Linked DNA regions of Homo sapiens: all the other regions are linked to region 3. A link is an interaction called in ENCODE POLR2A ChIA-PET data of the cell type or tissue named here. Cell type or tissue: HepG2. All regions are shown on one strand. Region 1 overlaps CHD2 (chromodomain helicase DNA binding protein 2). Region 2 has its middle 16 kb from the start of CHASERR. Region 3 holds the start of LOC124903558 (a long non-coding RNA gene). Region 4 has its middle 6.1 kb from the start of CHASERR. Region 5 holds the start of CHASERR (CHD2 adjacent suppressive regulatory RNA).

The links. Peaks named below come from ENCODE experiments on the same cell type or tissue, not always from the same donor. Only the 100,000 strongest peaks of a DNase experiment are listed, where the experiment ranks them.
Region 1: POLR2A ChIA-PET joins it to region 3 with 10 read pairs; 17 of 35 experiments call an interaction of 5 or more read pairs at or near these places.
Region 2: POLR2A ChIA-PET joins it to region 3 with 14 read pairs; 25 of 35 experiments call an interaction of 5 or more read pairs at or near these places.
Region 4: POLR2A ChIA-PET joins it to region 3 with 10 read pairs; 35 of 35 experiments call an interaction of 5 or more read pairs at or near these places.
Region 5: POLR2A ChIA-PET joins it to region 3 with 10 read pairs; 35 of 35 experiments call an interaction of 5 or more read pairs at or near these places.

Annotation. Positions count from the first base shown.
Region 1 is chr15:92,948,063-92,953,062 of GRCh38, forward strand. CHD2 (chromodomain helicase DNA binding protein 2) reads left to right here. Exons shown (of 39, transcript NM_001271.4): 13 at 890-1,014. Among named protein-coding and RNA genes, the nearest start is that of MIR3175, 46 kb to the left of the region's middle. RefSeq lists an enhancer at 1,627-2,826. In HepG2, no CTCF peak of the experiment used is centred here; a DNase peak (open chromatin) is centred at 2,059.
Region 2 is chr15:92,863,898-92,868,897 of GRCh38, forward strand. No RefSeq gene overlaps it. Among named protein-coding and RNA genes, the nearest start is that of CHASERR, 16 kb to the right of the region's middle. In HepG2, no CTCF peak of the experiment used is centred here; no DNase peak of the experiment used is centred here; H3K4me3 peaks cover 448 bases.
Region 3 is chr15:92,806,670-92,811,669 of GRCh38, forward strand. It overlaps LOC124903558 (a long non-coding RNA gene), which reads right to left and starts at 3,215. Exons shown (of 2, transcript XR_007064767.1): 1 at 2,977-3,215; 2 at 1,236-2,340. RefSeq lists enhancers at 2,094-2,944, 2,881-3,000 and a silencer at 2,481-2,720. In HepG2, a CTCF peak has its summit at 2,593 (motif pointing right); DNase peaks (open chromatin) are centred at 1,749, 2,722, 3,508 and 4,118; H3K4me3 peaks cover 3,614 bases.
Region 4 is chr15:92,874,281-92,879,280 of GRCh38, forward strand. No RefSeq gene overlaps it. Among named protein-coding and RNA genes, the nearest start is that of CHASERR, 6.1 kb to the right of the region's middle. In HepG2, no CTCF peak of the experiment used is centred here; a DNase peak (open chromatin) is centred at 2,861.
Region 5 is chr15:92,881,923-92,886,922 of GRCh38, forward strand. CHASERR (CHD2 adjacent suppressive regulatory RNA) reads left to right here and starts at 921. Exons shown (of 6, transcript NR_037601.1): 1 at 921-1,264; 2 at 1,663-1,856; 3 at 3,593-3,662; 4 at 4,247-4,332. RefSeq lists enhancers at 248-337, 763-1,404 and silencers at 648-777, 1,398-1,647. In HepG2, a CTCF peak has its summit at 379; DNase peaks (open chromatin) are centred at 189 and 549; H3K4me3 peaks cover 4,674 bases; H3K27me3 peaks cover 405 bases.

The DNA.
Region 1 (5,000 bases), 140 kb after region 3:
AAACTGATTTGGCCACAGAATCCACATTTTATGCAAACCATAGAGACTGACCTCACTAGAATGCTATCCTTTAAGCTTCTGGGGGTGAAAACAACCTTCCCTTCAGAAGCTTGTTTCTGAAGGGAAAACCAAATTCACGCAATTAAAGGGTTTAAGGTAGATGGGCGGCATTTCTGAATTTACAAATCCTGTTATGGTGAAGATCAACTGTATTTAGCATATGACAGCTGGAGGCAATGTTTTGTACTCTTTAGAATCAGATAACAGAAAGATAGTTGTTTCTGAAAAATAGGAGACTCTGACTGCCATATAATAGACAAGACCTAAAGTGCTATTTAATGATGTTCATAGATTTATTTCAGGAAAGGGGCAAGTTAACTAAAAATATTTTATTTGAGGATGAACTAACTCTGGCTTATGGAATATTAACCATGAAGAAAGGGGTGATGGAGTGAGGTGGTGATTCACACACATGAAATTTAAGTTTTTGGCCAGGCGCGGTGGCTCACGCCTGTAATCCCAGCACTCTGGGAGGCCGAGGTGGGCAGATCACGAGGTCAGGAGATCGAGACCATCCTGGCTAGCATGGTGAAACCCCATCTCTACTAAAAATACAAAAATAGCCAGGCGTGGGTGGTGGCGGGCGCCTGTATGTAGTCCCAGCTACTTGGGAGGCTGAGGCAGGAGAATGGCGTGAACCCGGGAGGCAGAGCTTGCAGTGAGCCGAGATTGGGCCACTGCACTCCAGCCTGGGTGACAGAGCAAGACTCCGTCTCAAAAAAAGAAATTTGAGTTTTTATGCTTTGATGCCGAATATGTGAATTGTGGCTAGCGTTTTAACATAGTAGCAGTAAGAACATTTTCTCAGACTTGGGCTTTTGTTTTTCAGGCCCTGAAGCAGAGACCACGATTTGTAGCTTTAAAGAAACAACCTGCATATTTAGGAGGGGAGAATCTGGAACTTCGAGATTATCAGCTAGAAGGTCTAAACTGGCTAGCTCATTCCTGGTGCAAGTAGGTAGAAAAATATGAGTGCAATTTTCCTTACTGTTTCTGGCTTCTTTATTGTTAGATGTCAAGAATTTTTTTTTTCTTTTTTCACACCCTTATTGTATCTCAACCAAGAAATCTTTATGCTGCATATTACAGAAATAAAAGATGATTGAGAGAAATGCTTCCTGGGAGTTTTTATGTATGTGTAATACCATTTTATTCTGATCTAAAGAATACTTTATTTCATTATTTGGTGGGTAATTTGTCATAGCCAGAAACCTGTATCATCATATGTTACTCATGAGTGTATATAGCAAGTTAAGTCACTCAAATCTTTAATGTGGAAGGAGTTACTCAGAAGAAAGAAGAAGATGTCTTTTTCACATGTATTTTCTTTCTAGGCCAGGGAAGCCTTTAAATTAATTTCCTACAGTAGTGCTGTAGAGAGTGTGATTCCCCTCCCTTCACTCCACTCCCTACCTATATAGTCTGTAGGATTATCCTGTTCAGAGGAAGGTTGAACCTGTGAAAGTATCCTTTTTATAAGACCACGTTAATCTTGGGGGGGTGAAAAAAAGATGAGACAGTGATAGCACTGGAGGTTTAAAGGTACTTTTGGGAAGTACTTACAAATTTCCTTCACCAATTTCAAGTAGTTCCTAATTACTAAGTGCTAGGTGTTAGAAACAAATGCTTGTTCCTCGGTGCTGAAAAGAACTAGTGCTCAAGGAATTTTCTCAGCAAGGCAATTTTACTTTCTGCAGAAAGGGTGCTTCTTGGAAGCCTAATTGTCATGAGAGCACACCGAACAAAGAAAAGCAGAGGTTTTTATCCCTGACTCATTGGGTTCTTACTGCTGCGTCCTGTCTCCATTGGCTGGAGCTGGACCGCACAATCTAGACTGATTCCGATTGGCTAAAAGCTTAAAACTTTCCTAAATAGATAAACGCGCAGTGGAAAACAAAGGAAGGGGGTTGTTTACAGGAAATTAGGAGAATAATAACATTTCCAAATAAGGAAGGGGTGTAGGCTGTAAGCTGGGAAATGCCTGGGCACGTTCGGACATGTCTGAGCAGGTTATAGTCCAGAACAAATAACCTGGTTAAAGTACAAGGACATAGAATGTACTTATTCCCTTACTATATTTAACAGCCACATAGGGCTTAACAAAGAGTTATTAGCAAAAAGCAAGGGAGCTTGAAGGAAGTTAATTTCTAAAAGAAACTGTTATTTCTAACACTTGTTATTTATTCTTTAACAAAAAGGGAAACTTTGAAGAGGAACTTTTTACTTTTCACATGCGGATCCATTAGTCCTCGAGAATTTAACAGTGAACCTATATAGATGTATTTTGCTGTCCTTACAGAACATGCAGTGTAAGAAGTACCTTTAATGCCAACCTACACACTTCTTTCCCGAAGTACCCAATTAAGTGCAAATGCTTAATGTCTTTAGTGTTTTATAGTAAAGCAAAAAATCCTTATTTAGAATTAGAAGTACAGGCCTGTGCAACATGGCAAAACCCCATCTTTACCAAAAAATACAAAAATTAGCTGGACATGGTGGCATGCTTATGTAGTCTCAGCTACTTGGGGGCTGAGGTGGGAGGATCGCTTGAGTCCAGGAGGCCAAGGTTGCAGTGAGCCATTTTCGCACCATTGCACTCCAGCCTGGGTGACAAAGTGAAACTTCACCTTAAAAAAAAAAAAAAGGACAGCTTAAAAAATATTTTTCCCCTCATTGCTGAAAGGAAGCTTTCTAGTTATAGAGATGCATTTACAGTGACTTTTTCCCAAGTGAACCATCTCCTACTTTTTATCTGATAAAATCTAGTACAATATTTAATACTCAGTTGTGAAAATTAGGTGTCTTGAGAAGATTGAGAATGTGGGTTTGATATAATGATTCTGAATTGCTTAAAAATGATTTTTCCTTTTAGAGGTTAGTGGGACCTAATTCATCTAAATGACAGTTAATAAAAGTTAGATGAACTTTAATTGTGATCTAATCCTCTCATTTTATAATTGAAGACTCTTAGGAACAAAGGTGCCGTGTACCCATCCAGAGTCACATGGTGTTTTGTGTACAGTCCTTGGCCAGCATTTTTTAGACTTTTTATTTTTTAGTTTTTTTGAGACTGAGTTTTGCTCTGTTGCCCAGGCTGGAGCGCAGTGGCATGATCTTGGCTCACTGCAACCTCCGATTCCCAGGTTCACGTGATTCTCCTGCCTCAGGCTCTTGAGTAGCTGGGATTACACGCACGCACCACCATGCCTGGCTAATTTTTGTATTTTTAGTAGAGACGGGGTTTCACCATGTTGGCCAAGCTGGTCTTGAACTCCTGACCTCAAGTGATCTGCCTGCCTTGGCCTCCCAAAGTGCTGGGATTACAGCCATGAGCCACCGTGCCTGGCCAGCATTTTTTTACTTTAAACCAAAGGAATAAAAATCAGTTGAAAAGGGCTCAAGCACCTGTTAAGCCCTGGTCACAGGAATGTTACTACATTACATAATGTGCTATTTTGGTCTGGTTCCAGAAAAACAGGTGAATCAATTCAAACCTACTGTAGTCTGTATATGTAGACAATGGCATTTTCTAGGGGCAGGAAATACTGGAGAAACTTAACTGTGCTTCCTCCTGAATAGTATTGAAAAGTGAGGGAAATAAGAAGGAAATTACTCAAAGGAATATACTACATCGTTTAAACTGTGTAGAAAATTAGGTGTACCTGAGATGTATAGGGGTATGGCTTCATCATTCTCCCTTTCCCAAGTGTGATCTTCTTTGTTTCTGTATTTTACCCTTTAAACTAGCTAGTTTGTAGAACACAGAAGGTATTTTTAGAAATTATGTCTTTTTGGTGAATTAAATGTCTTGTTTTTTGAATCAGTTAGGTTGCCTTTAACTCATAAATTACTTTTAGTTCTTTCTGATTTGCTGATTAAGCACATATTATATATACGTGCAAACTTTCAGTGTCCTTATTTTCCAGAACCTTTTTATAATGTTTGCAATCTGATGTCTTACATGTAATCCTAATTTCCTGCCAAAATGACTGTATTCTGTTTCCCAAATATATTTTCCTAACTCTGGCTGTTTCTTCAATTTTAAATGTTTTTCTTAGATATTCTTTTTCCATTAATATCCTGTTGAAATCTAGCCCATTTTGTAGAGTAGTGTTTCTCAAACTGTGGTTTTAAGGTAGTGCTTCCCAACCTTTTTGGCACTAGGGACTGGTTTCGTGGAAGACAATTTTTCCACAGGCTGGGGAGGAGGGAGGGGGATGGTTTCTGGATGATTCAAGCACATTACATTTATTGTGCACTTTATTTCTATTATTATTACATTATACTATATAATGTAGAATCAGTGGGAGCCCTGAGTTTGTTTTTCTGCAACTGGACGGTCCCATCTGGGGGTGATGGGAGACAGCAACAGATCACCAGGCATTAGGTTCTCATAAGGAGTGTGCAACGTAGATCCCTCACATGTGTAGTTCATAGTGGGGTTCATGCTCCTATGAGAATCTAATGCCGTTGCTGATCTGACAGGAGGCGGAGCTCAGGCACTAATGCCAGCAATGGGGAGCGGCTGAAAATACATATGAAGCTTCCCTCCCTCACCCGCTGCTCACCTTCTGCTGTGCAGCTGGGTTCCCGAGTGGGGAATCCTGGTCTGGTCTAAGGAATACCTGAGTCAGAATCTCCAAAGGTGTTTGTCAGCCCTTTTCCATATATTGTTTAGTATATCTAGGGTGGGGTCCACAAGTATGATCTGTAGCCTACCCCTGCTTTAGACCAAAGTGTATTTAAAACAAGCCCCATGCACCTATACATGTAGGTCTAGGAAATAGTGTGGGTGGCATTAAACAACCCAGTGGCCTGCAGTGGAATGGGGTGGGCCAGCCACAGGATTCACCAGCGGTGCTGATAGCTTTCTCTATTGATGGAGTCTAAGGTTACATGCTTGTCTTCACTTTTTACAAAGCCTGTCTTCTCTGTGATAA
Region 2 (5,000 bases), 57 kb after region 3:
AGGCTGCAGTGAGCTGAGATCATGCCACCATGCCACTGCACTCCAGCCCAGGCGACAGTGGGAGACTTCGTCTCAAAAAAAAAAAAAAAAAAAAAAAAGAAAAGAAAATGGAAAGAAGACGAAGAATGGCCTAAAATTAAAATTAATGACTGAAGTTTCTGTCTTAAGAACAATGTCAACCTAAGGAGGTATGTAGAAGGAAGAAAATAATAAGGATGGAGTAGTAATCAATGAAATAGAAAACAAACAAGAGAGACAATTAACAAAGTTAAATTTGGAACCTTGAGAAGATCAACAAAGTTGATAAAGCCCTGGCTAGACTGATCCATAAAATAGATGAGAAAATATAAATGAAAGATGTGTCATCAGTACAGATCCTACAGACATTAAAAGCATAGTAAGATTCAACTGAAAGAAGGGAGAGAGAGGGAGGGATGACTGAGTGGCTAACTTTGATTCATGTGCTGGCATAAAGTGGGGAAATATGACTGTCACTGAACAGTCTCCAAAGAGGCAGGATTTTCCCTATAGCAAATTCAAGTGAATGGATGCTTGAGTGGCCAATGCCTCAAATACCCACTACAGACATGCAAACTGGTAATGACATACACTGAAATAAGGTGAGAATAAAGGTATATACAAAGTGTATGTCTTTGACAACTGTGTTCTTTCACTCTTGAGACAGAGGGTAGGGAAAAAGCTGACCTCACGTTGGAGCAGGCAGTCTTTGTTTTAAAGACAATGTGTGCAGTGAGCTGTGATCACATCACTGCATTCAAGCCTGGGTGACACAGCAAGACCCTGTCTCCAAAAATAAAAATTAAAATTAAAAAAATAAAGGCAATGTGGAGCAGGCACTGACTGATGCAGGTACTTTGGACCATAATCACAAAGTATGTTACCTCAATGATGAGACAGAGTCTCACTCTGTCACCGAGGCTGAGTTTGCCTCACTGCAAACTCAGCCTCCTGGGTTCAAGCAATCTTCCTCTCAAGTAGCTGGGCTAACAAGCACGCACCGCCATGCCTGGCTAATTTTTGTATTTTTAGTACAGACGGGGTTTCACCATCTTGGTCAGGCTGTTCTTGGACTCCTGACCTCAAGTGATCTACCCGCCTCAGCCTCCCAAAGTGCTGGGATTACAGGTATGAGCCACTGTCCCCGGCCTCAGTGATCCTTTCATTTTGCATTGTATATGGCACCTGCTTATGAAAGCAGCAAAAACAAACCCCAAAATTCTAGGGTGAAAAAATATCAACACAGGAAAGTTGAAAAGAATTATATTACGCTCCACATATGCAGTTTAAAACTTTCTCCAAATATTAGAAAAGGTTTTGGAACCCTGGTTCATAAACTTTGAAAACCTTTGGTCATTTTAAATAAACCAAAGAAGCAAAACCAGATTGCCTCCAAAAGTAAACTTTTTACCATCGCTGATCTTAACTGCTACAACAACAAGAAAAGAAATACCTAAAATAGGTAACAAGAATAACACTGTTTTTTTTTTTTTTCTTTTTCTTTTGAGACGGAATTTTGTTCTGTCACCCAGGCTGGAGTGCGGTGGCTCAGTCTTGGCTCACTGCAAGCTCTGCCTCCCGGGTTCATGCCATTTTCCTGCTTCAGCCTCCCGAGTAGCTGGGACTACAGGTGCCCCCCACCATGCCCAGCTAATTTTTTTGTATTTTTAGTAGAGATGGGGTTTCACCGTGTTAGCCAGGATCGTCTCGATCTCCTGACCTTGTGATCTGCCCTCCTCGGCCTCCCAAAGTGCTGGGATTACAGGTGTGAGGCACCGCAAAGAATAACACTGCTTTAATGAAACACCAGTGAAATGTCACAAATAAATTACCTAATTGTGCAAGAAACAAGTAAATTAATGCTACAAGAAGGCTTTAGGAGGACCCTTAATTACCAGTCCACAATCTATACTTCATTTTATTAAATTTATGTATTAATTTTATTAATACATAAAATTATTTATTATTTTATTTTATTTTATTTTTTTTAGAGATGGAGTCTCACTCTGTCACCAAGAGTGATCTTGGCTCACTGGCATGATCTCGGCTCACTGCAACTTCTGTCTCAAGTGATTTTCCTGCCTCAGCCTCCTAAGTAGCTGGGATTATAGGCATGTGCTACCATACCTGGCTAATTTTTGTATTTTTAATAGAGATGGGGTTTCGCCATGTTGGCCATGCTGGTCTCGAATCCCTAACCTCAGGTGATGCACCCACCTCAGCCTCCCAAAGTGCTGGGATTACAGGCATGAGCCACCGTGCCCAGCCCACGATCTGTACTTTAAAACTTGATATGGTGTGAGTATAATGATTACACAAAAGTAATGCAATTGTTAAGAAACAAATGGAGGAGGTGTTGGCCCACTTAAAGTTATGCTTTTTTCCTGGGCAAAAGCCTACAATCTGGGAATAGTTAATTCAGGCCTAAAATACATCAGCTGAGCTCACTGGTCATATAAACTTTGTTTGTGTGTTTGTTTGTTTATTTGAGACAGAATCTCTCGGTGTCACCCAGGCTGGAGTGCAGTGGCATGATCTCGGCTCACTGCAGCCTTCACTTCCCAGGTTCAAGTGATTTTCCTGCCTCAGCCTTCTGAGTAGCTGGGATTACAGGCACCCATCACCACACCTGCCTAATTTTTGTATTTTTAGTAAAGACAGGGTTTCACCATGTTGACCCTGCTGGTCTCGAACTCCTGGCCTCAAATGATCTGCCCACCTCGGCCTCCTTTGTGAGCCAGTGCACCCGGCCAGGTCATAAAAACCTTGTAAAGGATATTGTGTTAGGCCATACTTGCCTTGCTATAAAGGAATACATGAGACTGGGTAATTTAGAAAGAAAAGAAGTTTAATTGGCTCACAGTTCTGCAGGCTGTACAATCATGGCACCAGCATCTGGCTGGCGTCTGGGGAGGCCTCAAGGAGCTTTTATTCATGGTGGAATGTGAAGCGGGAGTGGCCCCATCACAAGGTCAGAGCAGGAAGAAGAGGGAGAGTTGGGGGAGAGGTACCACACACTTCTAAACAACCAGATCTCCTGAGAACTCACTCACCATTGCAAGGACAGCACCAAATCATGAGAGATCCACCCCCATGATTCAATCACCTCCCACCAAGCCCCATCTCCAAAACTGGGGATTGCAATTCAACATGAGATTTAGAGGGTTCAGGATCTAAGAAATATATCAGCTATAATATAATCTCTCTCTCTCTCTCTCTCTCTCTCTCTCTCTTCGGGTATATATCCCATTTCTGTGTCCCAGAGAGGTGGAAGTAGTGGTCGGGGCCACTGTGCTAGCATAGACTTGCTCCAGCGTCAGTCAGTACCGTGGAGCTGCATAGATCTGGGTGTGTTGGTTGTCCCAGGGTTTCTGGTTTGTGAACGTTACCATCCTGTCTGATTCAGGAGCTCACAGATCAAGCTAGATTTGCTAATCCCTGCTCAAAGAGTGAGCTGGAAGAAAAACTATTGCTAATTATTATCTCCTTTTGCATATATAGCAAAATGTTCTTTTAAAAATGTTCTTTCCTACATTATCTCATTTGACCCTCATATTTAACTGCCCTGCAAAGAATGGGGCAGATATAATCATCCATATTGTGAGACTGGGAGAGTTGTGAAGGTGAGGCTCGGGGAGTCCAAGTCTCTAAGCTTGTAAATGGCAGAGCTGAAGTCAGAGCCAAAGCTCCTGGTTACCAGTCCCCTTTCTCAGATTCTATAGATACTAGCAGGGCTGGGGTTAGGATGAAGCAACTGAGGCACCAAAAAACTCAATAATCAAAACAAATAATATTTCCATGTAATATTTTTAAAGGTTAAAATAATGTCAATATATCTCTGATGAACAAAGTATCACATTTTAATTTTATTTATTTATTATTATTATTATTTTTTGAGATGGAGTCTCGCTCTGTAGCCCAGGCTGGAGTGCAATGGGGTGATCTCGGCTCACTGTAACCTCCGCCTCCTGGGTTCAAGTGATTCTCCTGCCTCAGCCTCCCGAGTAGCTGGGATTACAGGCGCGTGCCACCACGCCAGGCTAATTTTTGTATTTTTAGTACAGAAGGGATTTTGCCATGTTGGTCAGGTGGGTCTCAGACTCCTGACCTTGTGATCTGCCAGCCTCGGCCTCCCAAAGTGCTGGGATTACAGGCGTGAGCCACTGCGCCCGGCCTTACTTATATTTTTTGAGACAGGGTCTCACTCTGTCGTCCAGGGTGCAGCACCGTGGCGCAATCAGGGCTCACAGCAGCCTTGACCTCCTGGGCTCAAGTGATCCTCCTGCCTCAGATCTCCATGAATAGCTGGAACCACAGGTGCACACCACCAGGCTGGGATAAGTTTTTGTATTTTTAGTAGAGATGGGGTTTCGCCATGTTGGCCAGGCTGATCTCGAACACCTGGACCCAAGTGATCCGCCCGCCTTGGCCTCCCAAAGTGCTGAGATTACAGGTGTGAGCCACAGTGCACAGCCAAATATTTAAAATTAAAGACCCATGGCTTGCTTGTTTTGTGACCCTGCAATTTTTTTTTTTTTTTTTTTTTTTTGAGACAGAGTCTCGCTCCGTCACCCAGGCTGGAGTGCAGTGGCGCAGTCTCGGCTCACTGCAAGCTCCGCCTCCCGAGTTCACGCCATTCTCCTGCCTCAGCCTCTCCGAGTAGCTGGGACTTACAGGCGCTCGACACCACGCCCGGCTAATTTTTTTGTATTTTTAGTAGAGACGGGGTTTCACCGTGGTCTCGATCTTCTGACCTCGTGATCTGCCCGCCTCGGCCTCCCAAAGTGCTGGGATTACAAGCATGAGCCACCGCGCCCGGCCGTGACCCTGCAATATTTTGCAACAGGAACAGTCTTTTTCAATTGGCCTGTAGTTCCCAGGCCAGGCAGTCCATCTCATTTGCTGCCAAGTGGGTTTTTGATGGTTGACAATGGTGTACAAACAGATTGGACAATGTGGAGCTTTCTATATAATCTTTATTT
Region 3 (5,000 bases):
TTTTGAGACGGAGTCTCCCTCTGTTGCCCAGGCTGCAGTGCAGTGGCGCAATCTCGGCTCACTGCAACCTCTGCCTCCCGTTCAAGTGGTTCTCCTGCCTCAGCCTCCCGAGTAGCTGGGACTACAAGCATGCGCCACCATGCCTGGCTAATTTTCTTTTTTTTTTTTTTTTTTTTTTTTTTTTTGGTATTTTTAGTAGAGAGGCGGTTTCACCACGTTAGCCAGGCTGGTCTGAAACTCCTGACCTCTGGCAATCCGCCCGCCTCAGCCTTCCGAAGTGCTGGGAGCCACGGTGCCCGGCCCTCACAGGCTTGAGCCACCGCACCCGGCCTTTAGAGTATATTTTAAAAATAGAGATAGGGGTCTACGTTGCCCACGCTGGTCTCAAACTCCTGAAATCAAGCGATCCTCCCACCTCGGCCTCTCAAAGCGCTGGAATTACAGGCTTGAGCCACTACGCCTAGCCCAGCATACTTTTCAACTGTTCAGTTTTACCTGGAACAAGTAATAGGTTCACATGGTCCAAATTCATAAGTTACTAAATTTTTTTTTTTTATTGAGAGGGAGTCTCGCTCTGTTGCCCAGGCTAGAGTGCAGTGGCGCCATCTCGGCTCACTGCAACCTCCACCTCCCGGGTTCAAGAGATTCTCCTGCCTCAGCCTCCCGAGCTGCTGGGACTACAGGCGCGTGCCACCACGCCCAGCTAATTTTTGTATTTTTAGTAGAGACGGGGTTTCACCATGTTGGCCAGGATGATCTCAATTTCTTTTTTTTTTTATTCAGACGGAGTCTCGCTCTGTTGCCCAGGCTGGAGTGCAGTTGCGCGATCTCGGCTCACTGCAGTCTCCGCCTCCCAGGTTCACGCCATTCTCCTGCCTCAGCCTCCAGGACTACAAGCACCCGCCACCACTCCCGGCTAATTTTTTGTATTTTTAGTAAAGACAGGGTTTCGCCGTGTTAGCCAGGATGGTCTCGATCTCCTGACCTCGTAATCCGCCCGCCTCGGCCTCCCAAAGTGCTGGGATTACAGGCGTGAGCCACCGCGCGCGGCCTCGATCTCTTGATCTTGTGATCCGCCCGCTTCGGCCTCCCAAAGTGCTGGCATTACAAACGTGAGCCACCGCGCCCGGCCACAAGTTACTAAATCTTACCAAAAAAAAAAAAAATCCCAACTCAGTCACCCTAGCAACCTACATCCTTCTCTCCCCGGAGGTAAAACTATGTTAACACCTGAATATTCTTCCAGAGATATTTTATGCATACATGGTACAAGCAAAAGGCACATACAATCGTATCATTTTACATAAATATTGGCACTCTAAATTCATGGAAAGTTTGAGCTACAGTTTCCTCTTCTATAAAAGAGTGGTAGGGAGGATTACATCACAGAATTATGCAAAATGCCATGGAATCAGCACTCAATAAAGACAAGTCTCCCTTTCCTTACCCTGAGAAGGGCTGTGAGGGAAAGGGGTCTTCAGTGTGCCTCGGAATCACCTTGCTGCCTAGTAATCACAGCTTCTCGGGCCCCACCCGCCACCGTCCTCAGAATTTCCCATTTAGAAGGTCCGGGATAGACTCCTAACACTGGCATTTCCAACGAGCTCCCCGACATTGGAGATGCTGCCTGGCTGGAGGACTATCTGAGAACCTCAATGTCTAGTGGAAACTTACGTGCCCTCGATTCCAACCAGGCTCTACCCCATGAACAAATTACTCTTGCTGAGCGCCAGTGTGAGTAGAAAGAGCTTCCATATCAAAGGCTGCTAGGAGGATTACCTAAGATAACGCAGGCCTTGCTCAAGACAAACGTTCAGGAAATCAAAATCGGTTTGGAGATGAAATGGGAAAGACAAGAGCAGCTCCAAGGAGAGAAGAACGTCCAGAAAACCAAGAAATAGGACTGGTAAAGGGTGCTGACCAGGTCCCTGGAGCTGCACCCCGCCCCGTGCGCCTCCCCAGCCCCCCGGCCGCACCGTGCCCACCCCGCGCTCGTCGTCCCCCTCGCCCCCAGCGCCACCCTGCACTGCGGACCCGGGACCGCCTGGGAAACGCCCTGGTCTGACATGGCTTGGGGCTCTGGGCAGAAGCCAGGTCTGAAAACCAAGGTTGGGGCCTCATGTGTTAGTCTGGAAGCACCAAGCACCGCATACCAAAATACCTCGAGGCAACCGTATGGCTTTTTTTTTTTTAATTAAGTTGTTCCCGGGCGGTGGCTCACGCCCGTAATCCCAGCATGTTGGGAGGCTGAGGCGGGCGCGTCCCTTGAGCACGGAAGCTGAGGCTGCAGAAGGCTGTGGTCGCGCCACTGCACTCCGGCCTGGGGGACAGAGTGAGCCCCTGTCTCAAAAATATAAAACAAAATAAAAAATTAATAATTAAATTAAATGTGTGTAAACATGTAGGTGACCTTCTAGCCCTCGGTGAACCAGACTAAAAAACGCTCCCGCACTAGGCGTGGTGCCCGGAGCGGCCCCGCCCTCGGAGCACGCTTGTGCGCCAAGGCTGGTGGCGGAACGCGGACGTGCTGCAGGCAGGGAATGAAATGGCGGAGGAAGGCGGGGCAGGGCGCGGCCGGAGCTCCGCGGCCAGCCGCCAGGGGGCAGCCGCGCGTCTGCGTCCCGCGGGCGGCTAGAACCAGTCCTGCCGGAAGTTGGGGCGGTGCCTTCGCTTCCGCGGAGCCGTGCCACGTGGCCGGCCCGGAGGGACAGGGGAAAACAACAAGATGGCGGCAGCCGGGGGCGGGGTCAGCCCGGCGTCCCTGAGGCTGCGAGCCCCTTAAAGGGCCGCGTTCGAGGAGCCGGGCGAGATGAACTGAGTGGTTTTACCCAGCCGTGGGGGCTGTTCGACTGAACATGGGCCTGGGCGGGGACAACCGCGCCAAGCGGACGCGCCCTCCGCCTGGTCGGAGTTCATCGACCCAGGCCCTGCGGGGAATCCCGCGGCGCAGTTCCGCAAAGCTGCCAGCGTGCTTACCAGTCGGGGCCCGTTTCTTTTGTCTCTGCGTTTGCTGCTCCGTGCAAACAAGGAGGACAGAAAACTCTTTATCGTGGCGTTTTCTTCCTGAGCGAGAGATTAGGTTGCTGCAAATCCAACGAGGCGAGTCCTCTTGGATCGAATTAATGCATTGGCTCTTCCCTTCGCAACAGCTTTGATGACCGTTTCCCGCCTTTGTGCAAAGCGTTAGAACAAACCCTACCTTCCTCCAAACGAAGGAGAAAAATCTCAATGATCTGGGTTTTAAAGTACCTTCCCCGCCCTGTCCAAATGCTGGAATTTTTTTTTTTTTTTTTTTTGACGGTAGATGGGAGCTGCCCTAGGACCTTGAATGTGTGCTAAAATCTGAAATTCTGTTAATTTATATCAGCCACCTTGGACACCTTTTCAGGAAATAAACATTTAGACATCGGTCGCTGTGTATTACAAAATGCAAGAAATAAAGCACAATCGTCAAGTGCTGAAGGCCCACAGCTTCCCCTTCGTGTCCACGGATCTAGTGCTGAAAGACAAACCCTTTGACTCCGCCGGGGCAGTTGGTCCAGGGTCCATTTTCATTTCTCACCGTTTTTGTTTTACATGAGTTTGAGATGCAAAAGAGCCGGTGTGGGTAAAAATAGTTAACCCCAGCTACTCAGAGTGTGATGGTATATTTAGAATAAAGGAGACATTTGTCCTTGGTTTTATTTATAAATGTGTCATCTTACATTTGGGATTCGGATTCTCTCATGCTTGCTAAGAAATTTGTGAGGCCACTGGCATGTTTCTGAAATGTGACCTTTTTCTTGCTTATTTAAAACAAAATAGTAATACTTGCCTCCCAAAGGTTTGGGAGGTTAATGTAATCAAAAAAAAAAAAAAAAGCCTGAATGTAATAAGGCTTCCAATGGAGGGCACACGACAGTGACAGCTGGGGAAAAGACATTATTTTCTTCATGAAGAGATCCCTTATGGTTTCTTCGGGCTGGTAGGGATTTTTAACACCTGTGCTGTGATCAAAATTGTATTACTATTAATGGTATAATGGTGTAATGTGAAGGGGGGCGGCGGAGGGCGTGGTCAAGCCTTCTATTATAAGGCTTAAGGGTGGATTTTTGACCCAATCAGAGGTTTAAGAGAATTTTCCTTTAGCCACTCCTTTGTGTATCCATGCCCTCTGAGGCTTCACTTCAGACTCGTCCATCGTTTGGCAAAGAAGCGGTGGAAAGAGTTTCTAAAGAATCCTTTAATCTAGAAAGGTCAGGAACCCTCCCTCCCCTCAGTCTGAGAAAAGAATGCAACTTTCCTTCATAGCATTTCCTCCAAAGGACCCTGCCCCATTTGTGTCCTTATAGTTTGCAGTGACTACCTCCTTTTTTGTCTCATTTTGTATATATGGTTCAGATAAAATATCGGACAACTTTTTCTGCAAATGCCATTGGCATACCGGAGCACAAGCTTCAGAGTACAGCCTCAGGTCTTAAGTTGTCTCCAGACTTTCATTAACATAGGCTTCCTGTTACAAAAGAGAAAATGTATTTTAAATTTTAAAATACCTTATTCTAAGAACTTCAGTTAAAAAAAAAAGAAAAAATTTAAAAGAACCCATACTCTAATAATGCAGTCACTCGTTCTTAGACTAGACTTAAGTTTGTTTTGGGGGGATTATACTGTGTGTACAATTTGTTATCTTGTTTACTTAACGTTTGGAAATTACTGTTATATTTCATATTACTGAAGCAAATTGTGCTCAACAGAAAACATGAAAAATACAAAGAAAATCACCCAAAATGTGACTACCAAGAAATAACCACTATTAAGCTAATCATCTGTACAACTGTATTTGTCTTAAAATAATACTAGACATAGTTTTATAACCTACATTTTGTATTTACGTATAATGTACTTTTTTATATCAGTAAGAATTTTCATGAGTTTTACAGTCTGCACAGTATTCCAGCAGATGAGTATGCCGTAGTTAACCATTAACAGTTCTCTTATTGGACACCAGATTTGTTAAATAG
Region 4 (5,000 bases), 68 kb after region 3:
GATTACAGGCGTGAGCCACTGCACCTGGCCCTGATTTCAATTATTTTTGGATATATACCCAGAAGTGGGATTGCTGAATCATATTTAGTTCTATTTTGCTTTTTTTTTTTTTTTGATACAGGGTCTCGCTCTGTCACCCAGGCTGGAGTGTAGCGGCATGATATTGGCTTGCTGTAGCCCCCACCTCATGGGCTCAAGCAATCCTTCTACCTCAGCCTCCTGAGTTGCTGGGAACCAGAGATTCCCAGCTGATTTTTGAATTTTTATTTATTTATTCAATAACTTAAACTTTAAAACATTTTTAAATATTTTGTAGAGATGGGGTCTTCCTATGTTGCAAAGGCTGGTCTTGAACTGGGCTCAAGTTATCCTCTCACCTTGGCTTCCCAAAGTGCTGGGATTGTGAGTGTGAGCCACTACAGCTGGCCTATATCTAATTTTTTGAGGAATCTCCATAGTGTTTTCCATAGCTGCTGCAGCATTTTACATTCCCACAATCAGTGTATAAGAGTTCCAATTTCCCCATTTCCTCACCAAGTTACCTTTGTTTTTTTTGAGACGGAGTCTTGCTCTGTTGCCCAGGCTGGAGTGCAGTGGCGCGATCTTGGCTCACTGCAAGCTCCACCTCCCAGGTTCATGCCATTCTCCTGCCTCAGCCTCCCAAGTAGCTGAGACTACAGGCACCCGCCACCACGCCTGTCTAATTTTTTGTATTTTTAGTGGAGACGAGGTTTCACCATGTTAGCCAGGATGGTCTTGATCTCCTGACCTCATGATCCACCCACCTCAGCCTCCCAAAATGCTGGGATTATAGGTGTGAGCCACTGCGCCTGGCCTATTATAAGCATTTCTAAATGTACATAGGAGGCCGAGGCAGGAGCATCACAAGGTCAGGAGTTCGAGACCAGCCTGGCCAACATGGTGAAACCCCGTCTCTACTAAAAATACAAAAAACTAGTTGGGCATGGTGGTGGGCGCCTGTAGTCCCAGCTACTCGGAGGCTAAGGCAAGAGAATGGCGTGAACCCGGGAGGTGGAGCTTGCAGTGAGCCGAGATCGCGCCACTGCACTCCAGCCTGGGCGACAGAGCGAGACTCTGTCTCAAAAAAAAAAAAAAAAAAAAAGTCCATCCTAAAAGGTAGAAGGTAATATCTTACTGTAGTTTTGATTTGCATTTCTCTGATAATGAGGTTGAGCATCTTTTATACACCTGTTGATCATTTGTATGCCTTCTTTGGGGGAAATATCTGTTCATATCCTTTGCCCATTTAAATAATCAGGCCATTTGTCAGGAGAATCACTTGTACCCAGGAGGCGGAAGTTGCAGTGAGCAGAGATGGCGCCACTGCACTCCAGCATGGGTGACAAGAGCAAAACTTTGTCTTTAAAAAAAAAAAAAATCAGGCCATTTGTTATTTTTGCTATGGAGTTGTAGGAATTCTTCCCGTATTTTATTTGTTTATTTATTTATTTAGAGATGGAGTCTCACTCTGTCGCCCAGGTTGGAGTGCAGTGACATGATTTCAACTCACTGTAGCCTCTATCCTGAGTTCAAGCAATTCTCCTGCCTCAGCTTCCCCAGTAGCTGGGACTACAGGTGTGAGCCACTATGCCCAGATAATTTTTGTATTTTTAGTAGAGACGGGGTTTCACCATGTTGGCCAGGCTGATCTTGAACTCCTGGCCTCAAGCAATCCACTTGCCTTGGCCTCCCGAAATGATAGGATGACAGGCATGAGCCATTACACCTGGCTTTTCCTATATTTTGAAAATTAACCCCTTATCGGATATATGCAAATATTTTCTTCCATTCTGTAGATTGCCCTTCCTCCTTCCCTCCTTTCCTTCCTCCCTCCCTCCCTTCCTTACTTTCTTTCTTGACAGTCTTGCTGTGTTGCCAAGGCTGAAGTGCAGTGGTGTGATCTTAGCTCACTGCAAACTCTGCCTCCTGGGTTCAAGCCATTCTCTTTCCTCAGCCACCCAAGTTGCTGTGATTACAGGTACGTGCCACCATGCCTGCACGCCTGTCTAATTTTAGTATTTTTAGTAGAGGGGGGGTTTCATCATGTTGGCTAGGCTGGTCTCAAATTCCTGGCCTCAAGCAGTCCTCCCACCTCAGCCGGGCATGGTGGCATGCGCCTGTAATCCCAACTACTCAGGAGGTTGAGGCAGGAGAATCGCTTGAATCGGGGAGGTGGAGGCTGCCGTGAGCAGAGATCGCGCCACTGCACTCCAGCCTGGGTGACAGAGCAAGACTCCGTCTCAGCTTTGAGTGTGGGATTGGGCCTTGTTGTATTAGCTGAGGCTTCCTCCAAAGAAGAGCCCAAGACAAAGAGTTACATGGCGGTAGCTCATCTGGGAATTGATACAAGGAAGCAGAAACGTGGGAGGGACTGAGGCGGTGAGAAAGGACAGAGAGAAAGCCAATACAATGCTGTGTTACTTAGTTGGCCACCATTTTAGGTGACTTGTGCTGCATTCCATGAGATATTTTGAGTCTTATGAAATGTGTCTCAGAATTGTACACTCGGGATGACAGAGGAAAACGTTTATCCTCAAAGGTGGCCCCAGAGATGTTCCCTAAATTTCTAGGTTGCACGTGCCTAAATGCTGATGTGAGTGGTTCTGCAGACCCACACAATGTCAGAGAAACTTTGAGATTCAGGGCTGAGAGGAGACTTTCCTTTGCCTTCCAAAGCTGTATGGAATTTGATGGAAAGGTGGCTGCAGATGTGGGTGGAGTAAGAGGTGAGACCAAAAGGATTAGAAGCAGTGCACAGAATGTGTCTGATACATGGATCCTGAGCTTCACTGACGGATGACCTTGTTCAACCATTTGTTTGGAAAACCCCAGTGTTAGCCTCTGTTCATCATTCCTCTAGGCTGATAACATTCCTCAGAGAAAAGTCTTCCGGCTGGGCGTGGTTGTGCAAACCTATAATCCCCTCTACTCAGGAGGCTGAGGCAGGATAATCGCTTGAATCCAGGAGGAGGAGGTTGCAGAGAGCCAAGATCACGCCAGTGCACTCCAGCCTGGGCAACACAGCAAGACTATCTCAAAAAAAAAAAAAAAAAAAAAAAGTCTTCCACTCTCCTACCTGGAAGACAGAAGTCACTTTGCCAGAAATCTGAGAGCCAGATGGAGCAAGACTGCTGGAGTCTCTGCATTCACTGTGCATCTGGCCTCTGGACCTCCCCATTTCTTTATTTCCTGTACCCTCAGCAAGCCTGACATCCTCCAAGTCAGAGACTTTCTAGAAGATAAACCTCCAGGTTTTTTTTTGCTGGAAGCACAGAGGGGATCTAGGGATCTCACTGCTCCTTAAATTGCTTTCGCTCAGTTCTCCTTATTTTAGCCTTCTCCTCCACCCTCAGTCCCAACGGTCCCTGGTTCTGGCAGTTTCTGAGCCTTTTGAGGTTTTTCCAGTGTAAGTTGGGTTGGATCTCAGCTTTCTCATGTCTGCTAAATCAGTTACCACTCATCCATCTATTTTTCAGCTTCTAAAATTGTGTTGCTCTTTTCTCCTCTCCTGTTCTCCTTTCCTTATGGTTTTACGACTTAAAAAAAGAAAGAAAAGGAATAGAAAAGAAAATCTGTTTAGTGCAGTTTTGGGATAGAGCAAAATTAGTAGCATGCATGCTATCTGCCATCTTAGCCTGGAATCCACCCATAGATATACACATAGCTAGCTGCCTCCTTTGTGCCCTTCCTGCCTCAACTTAAATATTACTTCCTCAGATCAGTCTTCCCTGACCACTCAACCAAAATTTGGCTCCCATCGTCACAGCACTTATTACTACTGGGTATTTTCTTTTTTTTTTTTTTGAGATGGAGTCTCACTCTGTTGCCTAAGCTGGAGGGCAGTGGTGTGATCTGGCTCACTGCAACTTCCACCTCCCAGGTTCAAGTGATTCTTCTGTCTCAGGCTCCTCAGTATCTGGGACTACAGGCTTGCGCCACCATGCCCGGCTATAGGTATTTTCTTGTGTATTGCCTTTCCCCCCCTCTAGAATATAAACTCCATGAGAACAGGTACTCCATCTCTTTTGTCCATGCTATAACCTCAGCTCCTAAAATAGTACCTGGCACATGAAAGAAACTCAATAATTGTGCTTGGCAATGATATTTTGAGAATCAAATGATCTTCAATGCTGTGTGCGACATAACCTGTGCAAAGCAAAGAAGGACTACCACACGTGAAGGAGCAGAGGGTATACCGAGCATAAGACAGAGCCTGCGTTCAAGTTCTGCAGAGTATGAGGAGCAAGAGAAGCTGCAAAGAGCAGGAGCAGAACAGCAGGAATCTGGAAACGCCTGCACTTGAAAACCGTGTCCTTGGTTTGAGTCAAGGTCATCCTAGGTTTCTGCTGCGCCTCCAAGATAAGCTCAGCTGACAATCTAAAGGAGACACCCCAAAGCAAAAGGGGACAGGGAGGAAGGGAAGCAGGGGGAAAGGCAGACCTTGCTGGCGTTTCTGCCTCTCCTTTAATTGCTATTAGAGGAGTGGAAGGCAGAAGAAGGAAAATAAACCTGTGAAGCTTCGGGGAAGCAGGGAGGACTGTGGAAAGCCCTGTTCTATTGCTGAGCTGTGTGAAGTCATGTGACATTTGGAGTGGAAGCTGCTGTCTCCCATTCTATGTACCAGGAGTCCTTATTATCAGCCAGGTGCACCTTAGATGACGTTCACAGCCCTGGAGGTACTGAGTTTCCTGTGACCTTCACTTCATTTTAAAAAATTACAAGTGTTTACTGTAACTAATTCAGGCAATGCAGATTCTTATGCAGTAAATAAAAAAGTTAACCTTTCTTTCCAGTAGTGTCAGCTTTTAGCTCAGCAGATTGTTTAGTTTCTTTGCTTTTTTCCTTCTATCTTGCCTTCCCTCCTAAAGATCAGCACTTTGGGAGGTTGAGGTGGGAGTGTTGCTTGAGGCCAGCAGTTTGTGATGAGCCTGAGCAACAAAGCAAGACCTTGTCTCTACAGTAAAAAAAAAAAAATTAGC
Region 5 (5,000 bases), 75 kb after region 3:
GACAGCTCACAAGACACTAGACATTCTTTTAGGCTCTCAGGTAAATGCGCAACAGGCAGTCTACAAATCCACAAATAAATCGCATCTCAACTCGGATACTGGGGCTAGGGAATGTGCTGATGGTAAAACCATTGGTCCTGACTGTGTGACCTTCATGGAAGGCCTGGGTGCTTAGAACAAATATTTTGAGGATATGGCTGCTTGCCCAAGGGCTGTGGGCCTGTATCTTGTTTGCTCATCATCCTGTCAGTCATTTTTTTCTTTCCCTTTTTTTAAAGACAAAATCTGAACCTAGAAACACCGAAGCCAGAGCTTTTTCTAGACGCGAATCCACTATTTGTGCGACCCTGCACTAACCATTCTAGCCTGGCCTAGACCATACCAGGAACCCTCCAGCTAGCCTGGAGGGGTCCGCACTGCGGGGAAAAAAGCAACAGCTCAGCTCCAACCCCAAAGGTTCCATCACCAGCCAATCGTGGCCCGGGGCTTCTCAAGAAAACCAGAAACGCCTACGGACAGTGAATGGCACTAAGGCCAGCCTATCCGCACGAAGGAGGCGGAAGGGGTGGTGTTGAAATTAACCAATAGAATGGAAGAAGTTGTTGTTGGGAGGGAGGAAGACGCCAGCTAACGTGCGTGAGGCCGCTCCCGGATAGGGGATGCAGGAAGCTCGTGGAGCCAATGGCCGCGGCGGGCGGGCGGCGGCGCGCGTGCGCGTTGGCCCCCGGGCCTGCGGGCGGGAGGCGGGGATGGTGGGGGAGGGGAGCGGGCTGGAGCGCGGCGGAGCTCCTGCCGCCGCCGCAGCCGCTGCCGCCGCAGCGAAGAGGCCATGTTGTGTGGTGTGTGGGGCGGGGGGAGGAGGAGGAGGGAGTAAAGCCTAGAGAGGAGACGGGAGAGAGACACCACACACACGGCACAAGATGGCCGGAGAGGCAGCAGCACCCCGAGCTGTCAGGCGTTCCGCCGCGGCCGCGAGGCCCGCCGGCCGGCGGGGAGCTACGCCCGGACGGCCAGCAGGCCCGCGGGAGTGGGGCTGCCGCGGCTGAGGCGAGGCGGGCCGCGCGCGTCGGCGTCACAGCCCGCGGCAGAGGCGCCCAGGGCGGCCGGGCCCACGACGCCGAAAGCGCCGCTGCGGTTGCCGCCTCGGAGGCTCCCCCGGGCCCCGGCGGCTGGACCCGGCGCGGGCGGGAGGCTCGGGCGGGCGGTCCGGCCCGGGACTCGGGTTTGGGCGACCAGGAGGTGCCGGTGGCCGCGCTCGGACCCGGTGAGTGGCTCCCTAGCTCCTTTTATTGTCCTTTGTCCTTGGGAGGAAAAGCAAAATGTCCTTGAGCGCGCGAGCAGGAGGGGGCGGCGGGCCGGGCCTCGCCGCTCGGCTCTTCTCGCACTGCCCCTCCGTGGTCGGGGGCCGGCTCTCGCCGGCGGGATGCGCCTCGGTGCCCTGGGCCCGAGTCGTAGGGTCCTGGGGTAGGGGGCACGCGGGGCCCCGCTGCAGAGCCCGCGGGCGGCAGGTGGGCGGGGGGCAGCCTCGTCGCCGGGACTGGATCCGCCGGGAAAGGGGCGGCGGGTGAATGCCGGCGAGAGCCCGAAGGGGATCGGGCGTGGAGAGCCCCTTTCTGTCCTGGTGAGTTATTTTGATATTTAGGGTAAAAAAATCCCTTTCAGGTTCTCCAACGGAGGAGCTTTTTAACCTCTTTCCGGTGAGGTGGGAACTCATCTTCATGATCGAATTTAAAAGAACAATGGAACCCTGACTACGTTTCAACAAAAATAAAACTTGTTTTTTTCCCTCCTATTGGGTGTTGGCTTTTAACTCTTTCAAAGCCGATTTTGAAACGGCTGCAGTGATACATGCGAAGGTACTTGCTGCTTATTAAACCTTTATGACGTTAAGGTTGTCTTTGAAAAATGCAAGTTGGAGGAGTGCTTCTGGTATTTCAGAATTACGAAGACAAGTTTACTGTGTCGTCAAGGCTGTTTAATGGAAATAGATTTGATAATTACGGTGCTAGCTAGCTGATGACGTTTGGTTAATGTAGTTTATTTTACCGAGTAATGACGCCAAGATCATTTGATCTCCTGATATTTAAATATGATTAAATACACTGTTTGGTACTTTTTAAAAAGGTCTCAAGGAGCCGTTATCTGCAACTTCTCACACCTGAATGTTAGAACGTACTTGGGTCAATTCCTAGTCTTTAAAAGTTCATAATTTAATTATTTTTAAGAATTTATATTATCACAAGCCATGATCGAAAAACTTTCACAAAAGAACATTCTGACACCAAATCTCTTCCTGAAGTTACTTTCTCGTAATGTAAATATGAATAAAGTAGGACTGCTCTCGGTAATGGGCGATGAAGAGGAGCCATATTTGTTGCATTTGTTGCATGTATAAAAATCTAGATATGCTTAAAACGGAACAGTATTTTAAAAGTACAGGTTTCATAAAATTTAGTAGAGTTCTCTGTATAGTCTCTAATCTTAGAAAAATGTTGGAAGGGTAATTTTTAAGTGTAGTGGTTTGAAGAACAAACCAGAAGCGCACAAACCTTTGTGTATTTTAGAATATATTTGTCTTCATTCTGCGGAGCTCTTGTGTTGTAAAGGTGCAGAACTACGTAAAAATAGTGTTGGGCAGACTTACATAGTACATCTGAAATCAGATACTGGTTTATTCGACCATATTTCTAAGGGCATTTTTCCAGTAAAATTGTTTTATTTTTTGAGTAGCCTTCCTATAGTGGTACATGTTACATCAGTTGCGCATATCTTGATTTTACAGAATCTGTCTTAAGTACCAATTTTGGTTTTTCAAATCAATGTTTCTGAAATTTTTGAACACTGAAAGTGGTTTTAAATGAATATTCTGAATCTAGTTCTTTAGAATCCTCTTTGAATTGTGAAATGCAAAATAATTGTTAGCAGTTTAACCTGAAAGATCTTTTTACATGATAAATGGGGGAGGAGAAAGACTGAAATGAAAATGTTGAAGACCCTGATTTGAAATTGAGTGTAAAGGTCTAGATACTGTAAGTTTTAGAGTAGCTTTAGAGACAAAGCTAGTATCCCACTTGGTGAGATCAAGTAACTTGTGGTTTAAAATTTAAAGTAACCAGTGGCCATTTTAACTTCACTAATTTCTCTTGGAGGAGCTAATTTTTAATTGCTCATGATTGTAAAACATACTTCCGGATGGTAAGGGAGATGTTAAGATGATTTGTCTTGAAGAATGGTAAACTTTTTCTTTGTTTATTGCCTGTCATAAAAAGAGGGAAAGTAAAAAAAAAAAGGTTCATAATCTTAAATCAGTCCAAAAATTTGAATTTTCTGTATTTCTGTTTAATTCAATGCGTTAATCTTTAGCATTGGTCAATACAGCCAAAAGATGAGGAAAACAAAGACTGATAGATACTAAGATAAGAAATAACTGCAACCATAAATGTATACAGGTTATGTGTCCATGAGCCATCTCTTCAGTTTGCCCATAGATTTTTGTCTGTGGAATATTTTCTTGTTTCATCACACTGAATCGTTGGCCAAGAAATGCTTGAAAATCAAAACATTAATATCATCTTTCTTCTTTTTTTTAAAGGTGACTTAAGAGATTAAAATTAATTTGGTTGCTGTTGGTTCTGAACAAATAATGAGTTCTTTTATTTGAGGTAAGAGTGGGTTAATTTTTATTGTTTTGACAAAAATTAGCTTATTAGGCTTTTGTTTTATCTTTAATAATTTACATTTCAATTAATGAATGGGTATCATTTTTAAAAGTTGTGATTATGAATATGAGTAAACTATCAAATAATTTGACAAAAGCCTTTAAGCCTTTTCACTGCAGGAAAGATTAAAAGTATATACGCATAGCCATTGTAACTTAATGTACCCTTTGAATAGTTTAAAATACTGAAGGTCCTTTAAGCCTTTGTTTAATTTTGGGAACAAGAGAAGACTGATTAGATTTTGAGGAAAACCATGAACCAAAGATAGCTTTTTTTTTCTGTTTAACTCTGTATATTGTGCAAACAATTTTAATCTTTTAAGTATTTAAAGAAATAAGCTTATTGGAGAATTTGAACTAGTTTGCTATTCATACTGATAGATTTTAGGGAAGAACATTTAAAAAATCAGGTTTTGAGCATAGATTTTAGTTTCTTTTTTGTAATTAAAAAGTTTAAAAACACTTATTTTTACTTGCTATTGTTTGCTTCATAATTAAGTTTAGAATCTTATTTGTTTTCACCAAAAGGTATGCCATTTTGAAGACTGAGACGTTGGAGTTTTATCCTAGAGGATAAAGGAAATCTTTGGGAAAGTCAGTATTTTATATAGCAAGTAAGTAAATGTTTTTACCCAACATCTGCAATTGAATAGTTACCAACATTTAAGTAGAAAAATACCATTAAAGTTTGTTAATGAAACAAACTGTAGACTACTTATCACTGAAAGGATGAGAAAACCATCAAATTTCTTTGCCTGACATTGAAAACACTTCTATTACTATCAAGACAGTCGATGCATGTAATTTATATTGGAGCAGGAAGACATTTAGTACTTCTTAATAAAATGGTGCTTTAGGATTGTGGTTAAATCTGCAGTAAAGTCATCAAGATTATGTTTTTACAAATCTGGTATATACAGTCTTAAGCCTTTTTTTTTTTTTTTTTTTGATTGTACAAATCACATTTTAGGAATGGTCTGGAATTTTGCATTTGCTGATCGTAGGATTCTTAACAACATTTCAAAAACTAAATAGACACTTTCATATCTTAGGCATTTAATAGATTTAAAATACTCATTTTAATTGTTTTCATGAGTTTTCAAACAGGTCCAAAAATGTGTTGTTTTCTAGGAAATGAGAGTTAATGCATCTAAAGAGTCCTCTAATTTAATTGCTTAGTAATTGCTTTTAAAGCATGAAAGATAGAGATAATTTTCACGCGCAGTAGGTATTGGGCCCCCAGCATACCATGTATATCACACTTTAAAATCTTAAAGCTAGA